Regions from separate parts of the Mus musculus genome. Here region 1 is linked to region 2. A link is a loop called in an ENCODE intact Hi-C map of the cell type or tissue named here. Cell type or tissue: left cerebral cortex. All regions are shown on one strand.

Region 1 (8,000 bases), 150 kb before region 2:
CAGTGTGTAATAAAAAAAATACCAATAAAAATTAAATAAAAAGAAACAGAGACTTAGGGGTATAACCTGGGGTAGAATGCTTGAGTAACATGCATGATGAAAAGGACTTCCAGGGAGTTTAGAGGTCAGGTGGGGTGGGGGAGGGGGTGTGGGATGTGGAGCAGTCAGAGGGTGGACAGGGAGGGGCGGGAAACAGAATAGCGAGTGTAAAAACTGAATTACAAATAAAATTAAATAAATTTAAAAAAGACTATGGAAAACTCAGCCAGTGTTAGCTAAGTCGCAGGATAAACACGCGCATGCCGAATGAGTTCAAACACTGGTGCTTTCGTTGGCGTTTGGAGCTGTAGGCTACGTTCCAAATGCTATGGGGAATTTGGCAAAATGTCCTTAATAGGTACATATTACTTTAATAACTGGAAATAAAAAGAATTACTCAGCAACCAAACACTCTGGAACTGATTCTTATTTTCCTCCCGTATTAACGCTTTAGTATGTATTTTAAGCCTCCTCTAACATAGCTCTCGCAGTATTTGCATTTTTACCAAGGAGCCAAGGGTCCTTATATTTTTATTCAAAGCTCACTAACATTTTATATTAGCTATTTTTGATCCATATTTCTTGTCTTAAAGCACTGCTTTTGCTCTAGATATTTTTCCAAACTCCCTAGGAGAAAAAAAAGAATAGATCTTTAAAAGCTGATCCAACAGCCACTTCCATTGCCATAAAAGCACATTCAAAATCATAACATTATCGGAAATAAAATTATTGATTAAGATTAAACTTCTACAGAACCATCGTGGTTGTGGGAATAGTGTAGCAGGAAGTCACACACCAAAACTTGCCAAGTTATACACACTGAATATAAACATATGCAGTTTGTCTTATGTGTCAATTGCTCCTTAGTAAAGATATGTAAGATGTAATAAAGAAGGTGTGCACACTTAAATAGAATTAAAAGGCATGAGAGGGGGCCTTGGGGCAGGGTCGCCAGGAGGATAGCTTGGTGCTCTTCAGGGCCTGAGCTCAGTTTCCAGTGCCATAATGGATGTCTCTCATCCACCAGCTCCAGGTAACCCAACACCCTCCCCTGGCCTCCACAAACACTCACGTGCCTGTGGTACACACACACACATATGACACACACACAGACTCCATACACATACACACCCACATACAGATGCCACACACACACCTGCCACATAATTACCTTCTTACACACACATACACATGCCACACACACAGACACCACACATACATACACACCACATACTTTAGAAACACAAACGCATTAAATAATTAGAAACAATAAAGAGTTTTAAAAAGCATTCCTTAAATGCATCACCAAGTTTATTTACAAAGGCAGCGGAACAGAAGAGCTCACGTGTTTCTGGAGGAAATCACTGGTATACAAGCCATGGATATTTTTCATTACTGAAAGTAAACAGCCCTCTCCTGGCATTTGCTTAGCATCAACAGTCCTTGTAAAGAAAATTGAGTGCCCTCCTCAAACCAATAAAACATTACAGAGAGGCAAAATTATTTTTCAATTGGATTATTTCCGTGTAAAGAAAACCACAAAAGAAGCAAATTTATGAGTGGATTTAAGTGAAATTTTTCATATGGATCCACATTAACTTAGAATACATTATAATAAACAAACACAGTTACACATTTATATTAACTATTTCAAATAATGTTTAAGAACTTAAAAAATTAAAATAAAATACCTTCTTCGAAAAACCACTAGAGAGTCAAACGAGATCATTAATCATATGAGTATGAGAAGGATTTTAAGTTCTTGAGCTTTGTTTAGTTTTCTTTTCCACTTGTGCTTTTAGGATGCTGAATTTAAAAGGTCAATACTGCACTCCTCCCCCCCCCACACACACACACATAATTACCTTCTTATAAATAAACAACAAAAATACAGGTCCTACCAACACCACAGTGTTCCTATGTCATTTAACGAGGCAATGATTATTCCTTTAAAAAAAAAAAAGAGGGGAAAAAACCATCCAGCATTTTTTTTTTTATAGCTCTGCATCAGTGACAAGCGCCTCCTCTTCTATCTGCAACAGCGCTTTCGAATGGGGGTTTACATCACATGGCGGTTGGCCGTCCAGCTGATTAGGCAAAGGAGAGAAGAGAGAAAAGCACTCAGATTCAGAAACGGGAATGTCAGCTCAAGGGAGTTCATAAGCAGTCGTCACTCAGAGTGGCCCAGTGAGGTAGGAAGAGTTACCTGCCGCTTAGTCTTAGGACAAAGGCAGGCAATTGCAGCCTCTGGGGTCTAGAATTCTTTATTTGTAAAACACAGAGTATGAATGAACACAAAAACAAAACCTTCAACTCTCTGTTACTCGTACTGAAGGAGAGAAAAGGCGTGAGCAGTGGTTCCAAAAATCAATTATGTTTGGCTTTGGGTTTAAGAGAGAAAAGTGCACACACAGACACACTGCCAAGACCCCATGCCCAGCCTAGACATTCTCCCACCTTCAGGGTCAGCGTTCCAGGAAGGCCTGGACAACCAGGAAAGAAGTTGCTGACAGATAAAAGAGAGTTGACCGGTTCAAATCATTTTCAAACACTCTGCACATAAAGGACCGCATAAATACCTCTGAGTTCAAAAGCAATAGGTTTGTAGATACCACTTGTGCCACCCTTTCACAACAAGGAAGAAAAACGTTACCAGCATCAAGGTTCAAAACTATATATATACAGCAACAGCTGCTGTCTTCCTTACTGAGGCTATAAACAACACACAACAGAGTTATGCTACCCTACACTATGAGATACTCATAAACACATGCTTAAAAAGAAAGTAACACTTATTTTTTTAATTCAGTAACACTGAAACACCATATAGACAGAATTAAAATTCTCTTTTTCAAAATTTTATATATGAATAATACATGGTTATATAGTAATGCAAGCATTTTCAAAGTTGATTACATTATAAATCACATTAAGGTCTTATCATTAGATATGGAAATAAGTTGATGATGAAGATGAAGCCTTAATCAGGAGGCAGACCAAAGTCTGTTCAGAGGACTTGCCTTAACCCTGTATCCTGTTTTCCATGAGGTATTAGAAGTTTCTCCAGGATCTATGCAAACCAGAGTCAATGTCCCGATTTCTGGATACAAGCCCCTCCAGGTCCCCAACCCCACAACCCTCTCCTGAGTGGCTGGAACTCATTGCACAGCCTCTTTGAAGAGGATCTGAGCCCAGGACCCTATGACAGGGACTCTCAGGAAGAGGAGGTAGCTCAAGGCTCAGGGAAAGACATAGGAACCCGTGGTCTCCTCAAAAGACAAGAAATTTTCTCTCTGATTTGCTCTCTTACATTTGAATCGGAGATAGCAGTCATTGCAGTAGAGTTGGTGGTTTCGGATTCTGACTTCAGCTCCTGAGGAAGAGCCTCCGAGGTCACACCCACAGGAGACACACTGATAGACAAAAAAAAACAAATATATATATATATATATATACAATTAGTTAACTACAAAGAGCCTGGAGCTCTCTCAGAAGATGAGAGACACAGGGGATGATGGGATATACGGAAGTGAGCAAGAGGATTATAGGATGCAGCCTTGAAACTCTTGGGTATACTACATTAAAGCAAAGGGATGGGAGAGGCCAAAAGGCAATTAGTGGATTTAAATCAAGCCTGCTAGATTAGACACTAAGAACTCAGAAAGCAAATTTTGAGAGCCAAGATGATCATTCTAAATCTACTGAGGGTAAAGAAATTTGAAAACAAATTGATGATTGGCTTAAGGAAATTCAGACTTCATTGCTCCAAGGAAATCAATACTAACGAACATGGAAGAACCAGAGAGAAAAACAACCTGGGTTTCTGGCATTCCAGTCTGGAGTGGACCGTTCCCAGTGTCTTGACATCACTGGTTGAGTATTCCATAAGGGGTGCTTTATGTCAAGGTTAGGGGCTTTGGTGTTCTCTGTCTCTCTGTCTCTGTCTCTCTTTTTCTCTCTCCCTCTGTGTGTGTGTGTGTGTGTCTGTGTTGGGTGTGTTCAAACACTGTTCTGACTCAGTCTATTCTACATGGATACAGCACAAATTTATATGCTTAAGCAAGCTGCTAACTTTGGAATTCCAGGATCAAAAATAGGGAGACTTTCTTCTGGCCTAATGAAAGCTCAAAAATGAAACCTGATGTGTGTTTATAGGCCTAGACACTATAAAACAAAGAATTACAGCCTGAACCTTTTACTATATAGGAAAACAAAAAACAAAAATATCAGGAATAGGCAGGCAGGCTATGCAATTGTAAAAATATTTACAGTGGTTTTCCTTCTAGACACTATTAAAAGCTATCGTTTGAGACACTGATAACTGCATGTCTCCATGTTGCTAAAAACACTGGTAAATTAAATTTTAAGTCTACCCATGGCAGCACGCTAGAGAACACACTGTGCACTGTAAATTTTATTTATAGAATTCTAGCATATTGAGCTACAAAAAGCATAGGCCTTCCAGACTAACATATAAAAGAAGATTCCAGGTTGGAAAATTAAGCGGTAGCAAGCAATCTGCAACACCAGCACGGCACAGACGGACAGATAACAGCACCAAGCTTGTTAGTGGCACATCCACAACCCGGGGCGGGGCTCATAGAAGCCATGCGCTCTCCAAGCAAAGTGCGGCAGGCCAGCGGCAGCGGTGGTGGTAGCATCGGCATTGGCAGCGGCGGCAAGCTCTCTGACTCAGGCTCACCTTAAAACAATGTAAATGATAAGAAAGACCCAGGGTCTCGATGATCATGGCGGCTCCTTTGCCCAGAATGTTATTACAGTAGGAGCACACACGCTTCCCACTCACTGACCTAGATGCGGAACAAGAACGGAACGGAGGCTTTCACGTGTGCTGTGCAAGGTTGGCATTTAAAGTCACACTCGGCATCGGCGGCAGCAACAATGGTAACTTAAGAAAGTATCTTGATAGCCGTAGGAGAGAAACCTTCTGCAGCCAACTAAAGCATGCCTTCACTATACCTTGAACTGTCTTGATAGAGGCTCGAGGGGATGCAATTGGTCCATTTGGGATTTTGATGGCATTCCCCCTTTGGTTACATATGGACTCACCAGTATTTCTGCTCTGTTACATCCTCTTGCTAATTAATTCAGTTGGCTGATACACAAAATTCCACTCAGGGCATTCCACCCTCAGGGCCATCTGATTCTCTGTGGTTTGCCTTCTCTGAGTTACTTTTTAGCCCTTCTTATTTCACTTTTCTGGTTAGAAACCTAAACACATTCTTGGCTCCACCTCTGTTGAGAAGGATGTCATTATTGCCTAAGAGCTGCGGATGAGCCAGGGATGGCGGTTCCCGTTTTATTTACACATCTGGGGCTGGTTGCCTAGTGCTTTTAAAGGGATAACCCCTTCATCTTCACCCATCCTTTCCCACCCACTCAGAAGGAAAACAGAACCACAGTCCCACTAAGGAGTGCAGGGGATGCATAGCTATTGAGAGTTGGAGAAGAGAGCAATCTGCTGGACAGAGACCTTCCCTGGGCAGAAAATCCCAAGGCTTGCCCCAAGCCCTCTCCTGTTCTATTCTCACATATGGACCCTCCGTGGGAGAGTCCGTGAATGGTAGTTCCTGTCCTCTGCAAACTCCATCTACACTAAAGCACTGGCCTCCTCACCATTTCTCTTGTAATTCAACACCCTAATATAGTTTGTGGACCTTGGTAACCATACCATTGTCTTGGACTGATAGACGGCATTTTCTTATCTAAGTCTACTACTTAACAGCTTAAAAGTATCCAAATACAAATGGCTTTCTACCCCTAATCATTGTATTTGTGATGGGAACTAGAACTCCTTTGGGATGACTAAAGACGACTGTGAACCTCTGAAAACACAACCCACGCGGACATCAGGGCTTCACCCCATAGCCCAGAGGCAAATGGCCATGCGAGATGCTACCTAACTTTGCCACCTCCCTATATAACACACGAACTACAGGAGCCAAGTGATGAGGCCGGAGCAGAACGCTAGCAGATCGGGTAACAGTCAAAGCAATCCAAGACTCCAAACACAAGATCAAACCTTCAGGATGGTTTTCTTTAAATCCAGTTTGCTGAAACTACCCAGGCTATGCAGCCTTCTTATCATGCTCTTCTTTCACATTCCATTCCAATGAGCTTCTATTCAAGTGCCATTAAAAGTCCAACACACTTCATAATACTGTTCTCGGTCATAAATATGAAAAGCATTCACGAGCTACTGTTTTGTTTGGTGATGCCACATGGTGATCTATCCAGAGAAAGCGGCCATCTGAGACACTGACCAAAAGCACGGGCAACAGAGAGCCTGGCAACGTGCAGACATGTCAAAGATCTCCAGTGCCTTTACCAGACATTTGTAAACACTAGGCAGGCGGCAGACAGAGGCAGGAGAAAGCCTTCTCAACAGCTTTGATACAGGAACACCCAATTCCATGCACTCAAAAGGACTTGCTTTTCTTCTTTACTGGATGATTTTAAAGAAGGAACACCCTTAAAATTAAGACAAAGGGACCACACAAGGGGCCTTACCTATTCCGTAGCTGAGAGCCTGACTGTGACATGGAAGGGGAATGGCTGCGTGGAGAGGGAGACCCTGGGGAGGTCTTCACAGAGCCGGCTGGAGGTGGCACCGCAGAGGATGGGTTCCGCATGTAGGCACGGTTTGATGTAGACAACAGCTGAGGTGGGGGGCGACTGAAGTCCTGGACAGAGGAAGACGCATAGACCCCGGCAGGCTGGCTGTGCCAAGGGGACTGCCTCCAAGAACCCGGCCGCTGGGAATCCAGATTGTCCAGAGACTCCCCTCTGAAACACAGGGCAGGGGTCACAGGAGTGACATGAGTCACGTTACACTGCTGGAACTTGCCTAACAGATGCACCATTGGGGTGAATGTAAGACCTCCTTTATGCATTTTCTAGGCTCAACTAAGCTGGTTCCAGTTATGTATACCCTTAACAATAAATTGTTCTGCACCAGAGGTACTGTAACATCTCATATTTCGGTAACCTTCATTGTAGAGGTCCTTAGACAAAAAGACCAAGTATCAAAGTGGGGAGAAAACTACTTCTTAAAGAAAAGCTAATACTAGCAGTCACTCATCCCTTAAACAGTTACAACATATAAGCCTCAGTCTTTTAAAATCCAATCAGAAAATTTTAAGCACATAAGTATTGAACTATACATTTTCACAGACATATTTAACTTAATCTTCACAACATTATACAAGGATGTTTTTAATCTCATAGGAGTTACATTGTCCAAGCCTGGAGTGTATGGATGAGGCTCTGGCTTCAAACCAAAGTCCCCTGACCCCAGTGCAACCCAGGCCTGCTTCGGACACTCCCATTCGCCACCCCAAGTCCAATGGGTCAGCAACTGTTCAGTGTCTACGTTACAGGAAACAGAAGCCACCCTGCATTCAGGATTTAGATTTTCTACAAAAGCTGAATGATGAATGCTTCTCTAGCTGTTGAGTTTATTAGTGCATTTAAATCTTTCTTCCAGCCAGAAGCTTAAATAATAATTGTTTTGGTCTTTCCTCTTCTCTTCTCTTTCCTTCTTTTCTTTTCTACTTAACATTGTAAGTAATGCAACATTACAATATAAATTCCATAGGGAATAGGTCAAGAAGCAAGCAAGGGTCTTCTGGGGGTGGACAAGGGTTCCTTCTTCCCTTACTTTCTACATTCGCCCTAATCCTCCAAAGCAGCAACCCTTAATTGTGACTCCTTACAGGTTTTTCTCAGATATGCAAGGAAATAATTACACATACATACAAATTTGCATATGTAAGTTACTACAGGCGTCTATAGAAGTCCTCAAAATGGGAACAATATGGTTTTTATTCTTTTACAACCGTAAAAGCCTCATCACGTGATAGCCTGTAAGCCAATGCTTCCCATAGAACCATTCATTTTTTTGTGTGTCTGCTCTCCTGTTCAGTGCCCGCCCACTGACC
Region 2 (8,000 bases):
GAACACATGGTCCTTAGATGATGTTGTTTTTGGAAGTTGTGGACTGTTTAGGAAATGCAGCCTCCCCAGGAGAAGTGAAGACTTCGAGAGACCTTTGCATTTGTAGCTTTCCCTGCTTCCTGTCTCTGCTTCCAGGTCTACGAAGGTACAAATCAGCAGCCTCAAGCTCCTGCATTGACAGCCTACCACCATGAAGAGAATCCCCTCAGACCATGAGGCAGAATAAATCCCTGCTCCTTTAAGTTGTTCTTCCTTGTCAGAACAAGCAGAAAAGTAACCAATATACCCAAGTTTACAAATAAAGAAAAGTAAGTTACAGAAAACTTACTGACATTGAGACTTGGGTCAGCAAGCTTTGAACATTCAATTTGGTGACCTCTAAGTAGAGAGAGGATCCTCCCTCCTGTGCCTCACGCTCCCCAGTCCCTACCACAGGCTCTATGTCACTCAGCTCCTCCCTGGCTAAGATGCAGCTGACCCGTGCGTGCTCAGCACTCATGGGAAATCCAAGTATTCCTCCTAGGACTACATCCAGGCAAGAAGATAAAGCTTTGGGTTACATGAGGTTGATCTCCAGGGGAAGAGTGTGACTTAGGTTTTGGAGAAAGACACAGCTTTCATTCCAAGGCTCACTTAACTCACATAGCCCACAACTCCCACAGGTGAGAAACAAATCCTAGATCTGCCAGTTGCTCAAGGATTAAAAATCAAGGTCTGGGAAAACACTGGTGTCACGCTGGTGTTCTGGCTTGTTAGGTCAACTTGACATCTGAGAGAAGTCATCTTGAGAGGAGGAGACGCTGACTGAGAAAACGCATCTGGAAGATCAGGCTATAGGGAGACAAGTCTAGGAAGCATTTTATTTTTGAACTAGTGACCAATGGGAGAGAGCCCAGCCCATTATGGGTGGGGACACCCCTGGGATGGTGGTCCTGGGGGTTCTTTAAGAAAGCAGTCTCAGCAAGCCATGGGAGTAAGCCAGTAAGCAGCATTCCTCCATGGCAGCTACATCAGCCTCTGCCTCCAGGTCCTCTCCTCCTTCCATAACTATCCTGACTTTCCTCAGTGATAGGCTTGCCTTGAGCTATGAGCAAAATAAACTCATTCCCCCACAACTTGTTTTTGGTCATTGTGTTTCATCACAGCAATAGTAACCATAACTAAGACACTTTGGTGATACACCCTTGGTAGGTGGGAATAACCCTTTAAACCAGAGCTTGTACCATGGTGGACCTGTTAATTTGAAAGTTTTCCTGGACTAGAATCTAGCTTCCCTGTTAAACTGTCTTCTAAATAAACAAATTGGGGGCTGGTGAGATGGCTCAGTGGGTAAGAGCACCCGACTGCTCTTCCGAAGGTCCGGAGTTCAAATCCCAGCAACCACATGGTAGCTCACAACCATCCGTAATGAGATCTGACTCCCTCTTCTGGAGTGTCTGAAGACAGCTACAGTGTACTTACATATAAATAAAATCTTTTAAAAAAATTATTTTGTCCATTTACTGAAAAATTAATAAAAAATAAACTGAAAAATTCATTTCCCCTTTAAGAGTCTAACCCTGTTTTGAAATGTGTGGGCAAAATGGTATTTTAAGGCTAGGCACCTCTGTGAACTGTGGTTAAGTCTCTGAGTTGTAGCATGTGAATTGGTGAAATGATATTGTATATTCAGCAAATAACATAGCTTTGAGGGGCATGATTCCCCAATCACTAGCCTCTATTAAACCTTGGCATTGTACTACATAATATTCTGGAATGTACCAGAGCTATTTCTGCCAATACTAATATCATCTGATAGCAAAACCAAAGCCAACTCACAAGTCTTCCAAGTCTGTGGTCATCAGAATTGCACAGATCACCAATTCTAAACAGAATACAATGTTTCATGGTGGTCACAAGTCTAAAAATTTTTCCAAAGCCATTGCCCTCTTCAAGACCTTCCTCTAAGAGTGGGTGTAGTAATTACACCTCCCAATGCAAGTTCCTCAGGCACGGGCCCACACAGGGAAAGAAACAGCAAAAATATGAAACAGTCTAAACACTTGAGGTTCTCATTCAGTCATTATGGAGCCAAATGCCAGCTAGGCTACATTCCTTGAGCAAAGAAAAGAAGTAAAATAATTTCTGATGCAGGACAAGTTACACCCCAAGCGCCATAATCCACTTTAATCTTATAGCTCAAGCTAATCGCTCTAAGTGGCTATAGTGATGGAGCCCAAAGATAAACACCAATGGGAAGGACTAAGTGAAACTACAAGAAAGGAAGATTCCCTCCAGTGCTGATAGTAGGCACAAATTTGCTTGGGACACAAAACCAAGACCACATGAGCCCTGTTAGCCACAAGTTAAGGTCTCTGGAGACAGCAAACCCCCAAATGTGTTCCTCTTAAACACGTCTATTTTGCTAGCACCTACTACTTATAAAGATTAAATTTTGTCTCCAAACATAGGTCCATACTCCAATTTAAACTGTTGCAAGTGGATAGAAAGTATTCATGAAAAAGTCTCCCCAAAGCCCTGACTACTGCATGAGTTATTTTTTTCCAGATCAACAAGTTTTTAAGTAGTGGGTATACAAGTCGTAAGTGGATGTGAGCATCCATTATCAGAATATTTCAAGTATAGTTATAATGCTTAATATAATCATGGGTTTTCAAGAGTCAAAAGATGCTGTTGTTTTGTACAGAAATGTCTCACACACATGAACAAGTCTCAACAATGGCCTGCCTAGCTCCCCGTGAATTCCCGTGAGAGTCATCACTGTGGGAAACATTCATTTTTAGAAATGGTGTGGCTACATTACAGTTTCAGGTGAAGAGTCACTACTTAGTCCTATATGGACTTCAAATTGAGAGGTCTACCCTTTGGTGACAATGATACAATTCACTCTTCAGTGTAAGTTTGGCATCGAGAGACGGAGTTCGTATGTCTGTGACATAAACATCCCACTCAACGACTCTTCATGGATGTCTACTCCTAAGGTTGTCTGTGGCACTGATCAACAGTGACACAGTTCTTCAGGAATCTACTTGTCAAGCTCCCAGTAACCAACTCAACAAGGAATTCCAGGAAGCAAGGAGAGAGTTACAATTCTATCCCTACTTTGATCTCAAAGAAAATGAAAACCTTTTTTCCACATGAAATCTCAGACACAAACATTTATATTTATTTAGCCTTGCTCATGTTAAGCAAAAGAAGTGGGTGCCACCTAAAAGCTTATCAATCAATCAATGAATAAATTGACTACAATTAAAACCATATAGTGAAATATTGAAGTGCTGATACACGATACAGCATGGATGATTCTTGGAAATAGGCAGAAGGAAAGAAGCCCGACAAAAAAGGTCATGATGTGTCTCCTTTGCATTGTGGGTAACAATTCCACAGAATTAAGATCTCTGCAGTCCATTTATTATCTTTTCCATAACTTCCTTTGTTAGTTTTCAACACACGAGATCTAAAACATACCTAAAAGTATAACAAATGGGGCCCCAGCTCTTGGGTATACAAACTTCCACTAGCTGTCTTCTGTGAGTGAGCCACACTTCCAACTACAGGACTACTAAGAAATCCCTTCCTCAAGCAACTCAGATGCTAAGCTCTTTCCTTTAGACTCTTTCTGAGCCTTAGGAGATCTCAATCACGTTTCCAGTTCACCTCAAAAGTTTAACTTACTAATTTAAAATATCCTTGACCAAGAACTAGTTTTATTTGTACTTACTAGGGTGATTTGTTTAAAAGGTAGAGAATAATTTTTAAACACCATTTTGGAGCTTACTTAAGACATATAATGTACCGTATACTTAACCCATAGACATTGATTAATTGGGTTTCTTCCCCAAATACTGATGGCCTTAGGAATCCTTCTTCAGGAAACCCAGTGACCTCCCTTAGCAACGCTGACGCAGTATGCTGAGAACTATAAGTTCTCTTTGAAAATGGAGAACAGTATCCGGACAGCATTACGTCATAACCAAGAGTGCCTGGTCCTGAGTGATGAACAGCCGTGTGGAGGGATGTTCCTGATGCCCTTTGTCTCCTTGCCTGGTTTGTGAACACCACCTCATAGACTCATGATGCTCCATAGGAAGGACTAACTTGTCAACTCTTAACTGAGTGTAGAGACTCACTGTCTGCAGAGTTAGTGAAACACAGCCAAGTTTGTAGGCCTTTCTCTGGAAGATTCTGATTCAAATGTCTTGGGCTGGCCTAGAAGTTCTCCTCTGACTCTGTGTGTCACTGAGATATGACTACAAGACAAACTGTTTGGATGGGAAGGACTTAGGACCTGCCAAGAAGCCTGGATTCCTCTGGTATGTGTTTGATTTTAAACAGGTACTTCGGGCTTCCTTATGAGAGAACAAATTTGCACCAAACTGTCACCTCCACAGTACTCTTCCTTAGAGGACAAACGAAACAAAGCCTGAAATCCGTCTCTGTTCTTTGCTGCCACTGTCTGGTATGTTCTCAGTACTGCAGGAGTCTAAATATTAATGACTGGATCCAGGCACATTACTAAAAAGAATTTCAACAAAACAGCTCATTGTGAGGTTTAAAACACAACATAAGGTTGTATTTGGTGAAAGTGAGAAATATTTTTATAATACTGCAAAACTGTAGCCTTTACTAAGTATACGAAGGCTTCTAGAGTGTTCCCACAGGAGCATTGTTGGTTCACTCGGATAGATTTTGACACTTTGTACGTAAAAGTTTGTATATTAAAGTAGAGAATCAGTTTACTTGTAGATCTATGACCCTCCGTAGTTCTAAGAGAAGCCTGACAGATAGCTCAATGCCACAACACTAGCCAAGTATAGGTGTAGGCCTGGCTTCAATCCTCAAGACTACAAATGTATATGCATTTTTACAGAAAGAAACCCTGACTTAAGAAGTGTTCAGACGCCAAACTTAAGACTTCTGAGAGTCTTCTCAGTCCTCTTGACAATTTCCCTCCCCCAACAGGAGACTTTCCTGGGGCTCACGGACACAGAGATCTGCTTCCCCGGCCTAGCATTACCATGTGGCAGGCAGTTCAGATCCTCGCTTGACTATGCATCCGAACTGGGCGGGCCTGTGGCAGGGTGGGACTGGATGGGAAGCGGCAGGGCATGGGTTAATCAGGAAAGCTCTAACAGGGTGATTTGCTTCACCCTGGCCGTAAACCACTCTTTGTGTCAAACTCTGGGGCGGGGTTCGCCTGCCTTACAAATGTTTCTCACAGAGGCAAATGGTGTTAGTCATCTAGCTCTGGCCTGTCCTTGGATCCTTCTGCCTCAACTTTACTCTCCCAGCTGAGTATGTCATCTAGAAGAATCTTGCCTCACTCCTCGTCTCCAACCCGATTGGGTGAACAGTCCTCAGAGAGCCATGCACACCTCACTTTCTGTTGAAATCCTAGGATTTACATTTTCTGCATTGCTTAAACTCAAGCCTCAGAGGCTCTGCCCTTCCTCGCTGCTCCGCGGCCACATGCCCCACCCACTCAGGTTCTGCACCTGGCACAGATATGAACACAGGCTCCTCCAATCGATGGATGGATGGATGGATGGATGGATGGATGGATGGATGGATGGATGAATGGATGGATGGAAGGGTGGAAGCATGGCTCGGCCTTAATCTTTTGTCTCTTGAATACTTTTCAAAACTCTACTTTGTACTCCTTAAAAATAGCCATCTTGCTTTGGCTTTCCCAAAGTCACATCGACCCATAAACTCTGACCTTCCTAAAGGCTCAGTGCTTTCCTTAGTCCATTTCCACAGTTCAAACGGCCTCTCTCCACGGCCTCCACAAAGACCAATGTTCCTGAGTCAACCCTTTCCTCCCAGCACCTTCTGAGACTCTGAGTTACTAAGCCAGCAACCCGGGAATTACAATAGCTTTAATTCATCATTCTTAAGGCCACTCTTTTCTGTCCTAGACCAAAAGTTTACTGAAGTCAGGAATCACCATGAGGTGTCAGGTGATCTTCACGCACCACAGTACATGTGCAACAAGTGATTGTGATTCATTTTTAAATCTTTTAAGTCCTTAAAAATTTGAATTTGGCTCAGGCAAAAGAGAGACGGAGACAAGGGAAAACCTGGCAATAGTCAGAGAGAGAGCAAAGACCTACAGCAATGTTCACTAAAGTTTCCCTCCTCCTCAGAAAAGTGACAATTCTCCTACACCCAGGAACAGAGAACAGAGGCAAAGAACGAAAAAGCTGAAGAGGCTGAAGAGCAGCGAAGACAGGAGGGTTGCAGGAGCACATGAAATAATCATCAGGCCGCCCCGAGCGGAGCAGATGGCAGCCACAGACAATGGAGCCCAGCGCAGGCAATATGAAAGTTTGATGAATTTCCTAATAGCGGCATGATGAAAGCCCGGAGTCCAGAAATAGCCTAAAAATAGAACAAATGTCAGGGCTGCACAAAGCCTCATAGTGCCCTTCATTATTTACTCGCCTGTATTTGTACAATACGGCAAGTCTGAAAAGCTGTGGAGTCAAAACCAGTAAGAGATGAGAACCATAATAGTTTATATAATGAATATGAATATTATGCTGTTGGACCCTAAGGTGCGCTGTACTAATTCCAATACAATAATAATAATAATAATAATAATAATAATAAGGCTAAGCATGCACCTGACCCACCATTATAACTACATTCACTAAATGATCCCGACTGCTCACCACCATGATGAGAAGAACTAAACAAAAACAACCCACTGGCAATCCTCACGATGGGCAGAGAGATTTCTACAAGAATATACACTGCAACCTGTGGACTCTAACTTCTATAAACCAAACAAGATGGTCATCAATGCTCCATCACCATAGTGAAATCCTAGCGATAGATGATTAACGTATAATGAGGGAAGGCTCACTTTGGCTTCCATTTGTAGATGGTCTTGTCCATTACCCATGAGCCCCAGTTGTTTGGGGTGTGCCAAGGCAGAACAAGGAAGGAGCCTATAGTAATGTCAAATTACTCTCCTCACAGTCACGAAGCAAAGAACGTAAAAGAAGGAGTCAGTATGCCAAAATGACTCTCTAAAACATACCTCCAATGACCTCTCCAAACACCAGGACTCTGGTGAGCACATCTTTAACACACGGGCTTCTGAGATCATTCAAGACCTAGTCTAAGCCAAGCATGGTTGCACCTACCTGTAATCCAAGCACTCGGGAAGCTGGGGACAATGACTTCTAAGCTAGCCTTGTTCCCCAAAACAAAACTGAAGATAGAGGTTGAAGGTGAGTGCTACAAAGCAGTGGTTTCTGGACACAAACGATGTGACCACTGCCCTCCCGAACACACTGCAGCTGTGGTTTCCTGCAGGAGACCTGAGCAAGACTGGCCCATCACCATTTCAGCATACATGAAGGAGAGGTGCATGAGGCTCAACCCCTCACTAAGGGTCAGGGGCATTGTTGGAGGGAAGGGTTGGGGGGTGGGGGAGATGCAGGATGAAAGTGCAGAAAACATCACATACACATAATAAAGTGTCAAAAATAATAAATTAAAAAAATGTTTGAATTAATAACCTACAAAGACACAAATAATATCAAAAACACTTGGAGATTTCCCAAAGTGACGTAAGAGGACAAAAAAATCCATCTGAGAATGGTCTCATGAAGACTCCTGGCTTGGGCAAACCACGGCACGGAGCGGAAGGAAGACAGTAGAGAGGAGCTGAGTACTGTGAAGACGAAGCTGTTGAGTCAAGCTAGGGGACAACGCAATCATTTAATGATGGGAAAGACTCTCTAGGATATGACTACAGCCAACTAGAGCACAGAAGAACGTAGCTGAAGTTGAAGCAAAAGTCATGGAATTAGAAGCTTCTAGACTTCATAGGCCCTCTGGAAGTTGGAAAGACTACAGGCAACACAGAAGCCTTGGATTCTCAAAAAGACAAAGAGTATCTGAGTTGGGCGTGGTGACCCAGGCCTTTGATCCCAGCATCTTGGAGGAAGAGGCTGGCGATGTTTGTGAGTTCAAGGCCAGCTTCATCT

Evidence for each region. Peaks named below come from ENCODE experiments on the same cell type or tissue, not always from the same donor. Only the 100,000 strongest peaks of a DNase experiment are listed, where the experiment ranks them.
Region 1: a loop joins it to region 2, with 4 times the contacts of the local background. A loop is called at or near these places in 25 of 42 quality-filtered maps.

The regions. Positions count from the first base shown.
Region 1 is chr14:101,928,022-101,936,021 of GRCm38, reverse strand. It overlaps Lmo7 (LIM domain only 7), which reads right to left. Exons shown (of 31, transcript NM_201529.2): 28 at 6,571-6,846; 29 at 4,742-4,850; 30 at 3,350-3,452; 31 at 1,329-2,126. The coding sequence ends at 2,104. Among named protein-coding and RNA genes, the nearest start is that of Lmo7, 200 kb to the right of the region's middle. In left cerebral cortex, no CTCF peak of the experiment used is centred here; DNase peaks (open chromatin) are centred at 4,654 and 4,860; H3K4me3 peaks cover 897 bases; H3K27ac peaks cover 1,362 bases.
Region 2 is chr14:101,778,560-101,786,559 of GRCm38, reverse strand. All of the region lies in intron 1 of Lmo7 (LIM domain only 7), which reads right to left. Among named protein-coding and RNA genes, the nearest start is that of Lmo7, 53 kb to the right of the region's middle. In left cerebral cortex, a CTCF peak has its summit at 4,455; a DNase peak (open chromatin) is centred at 4,441.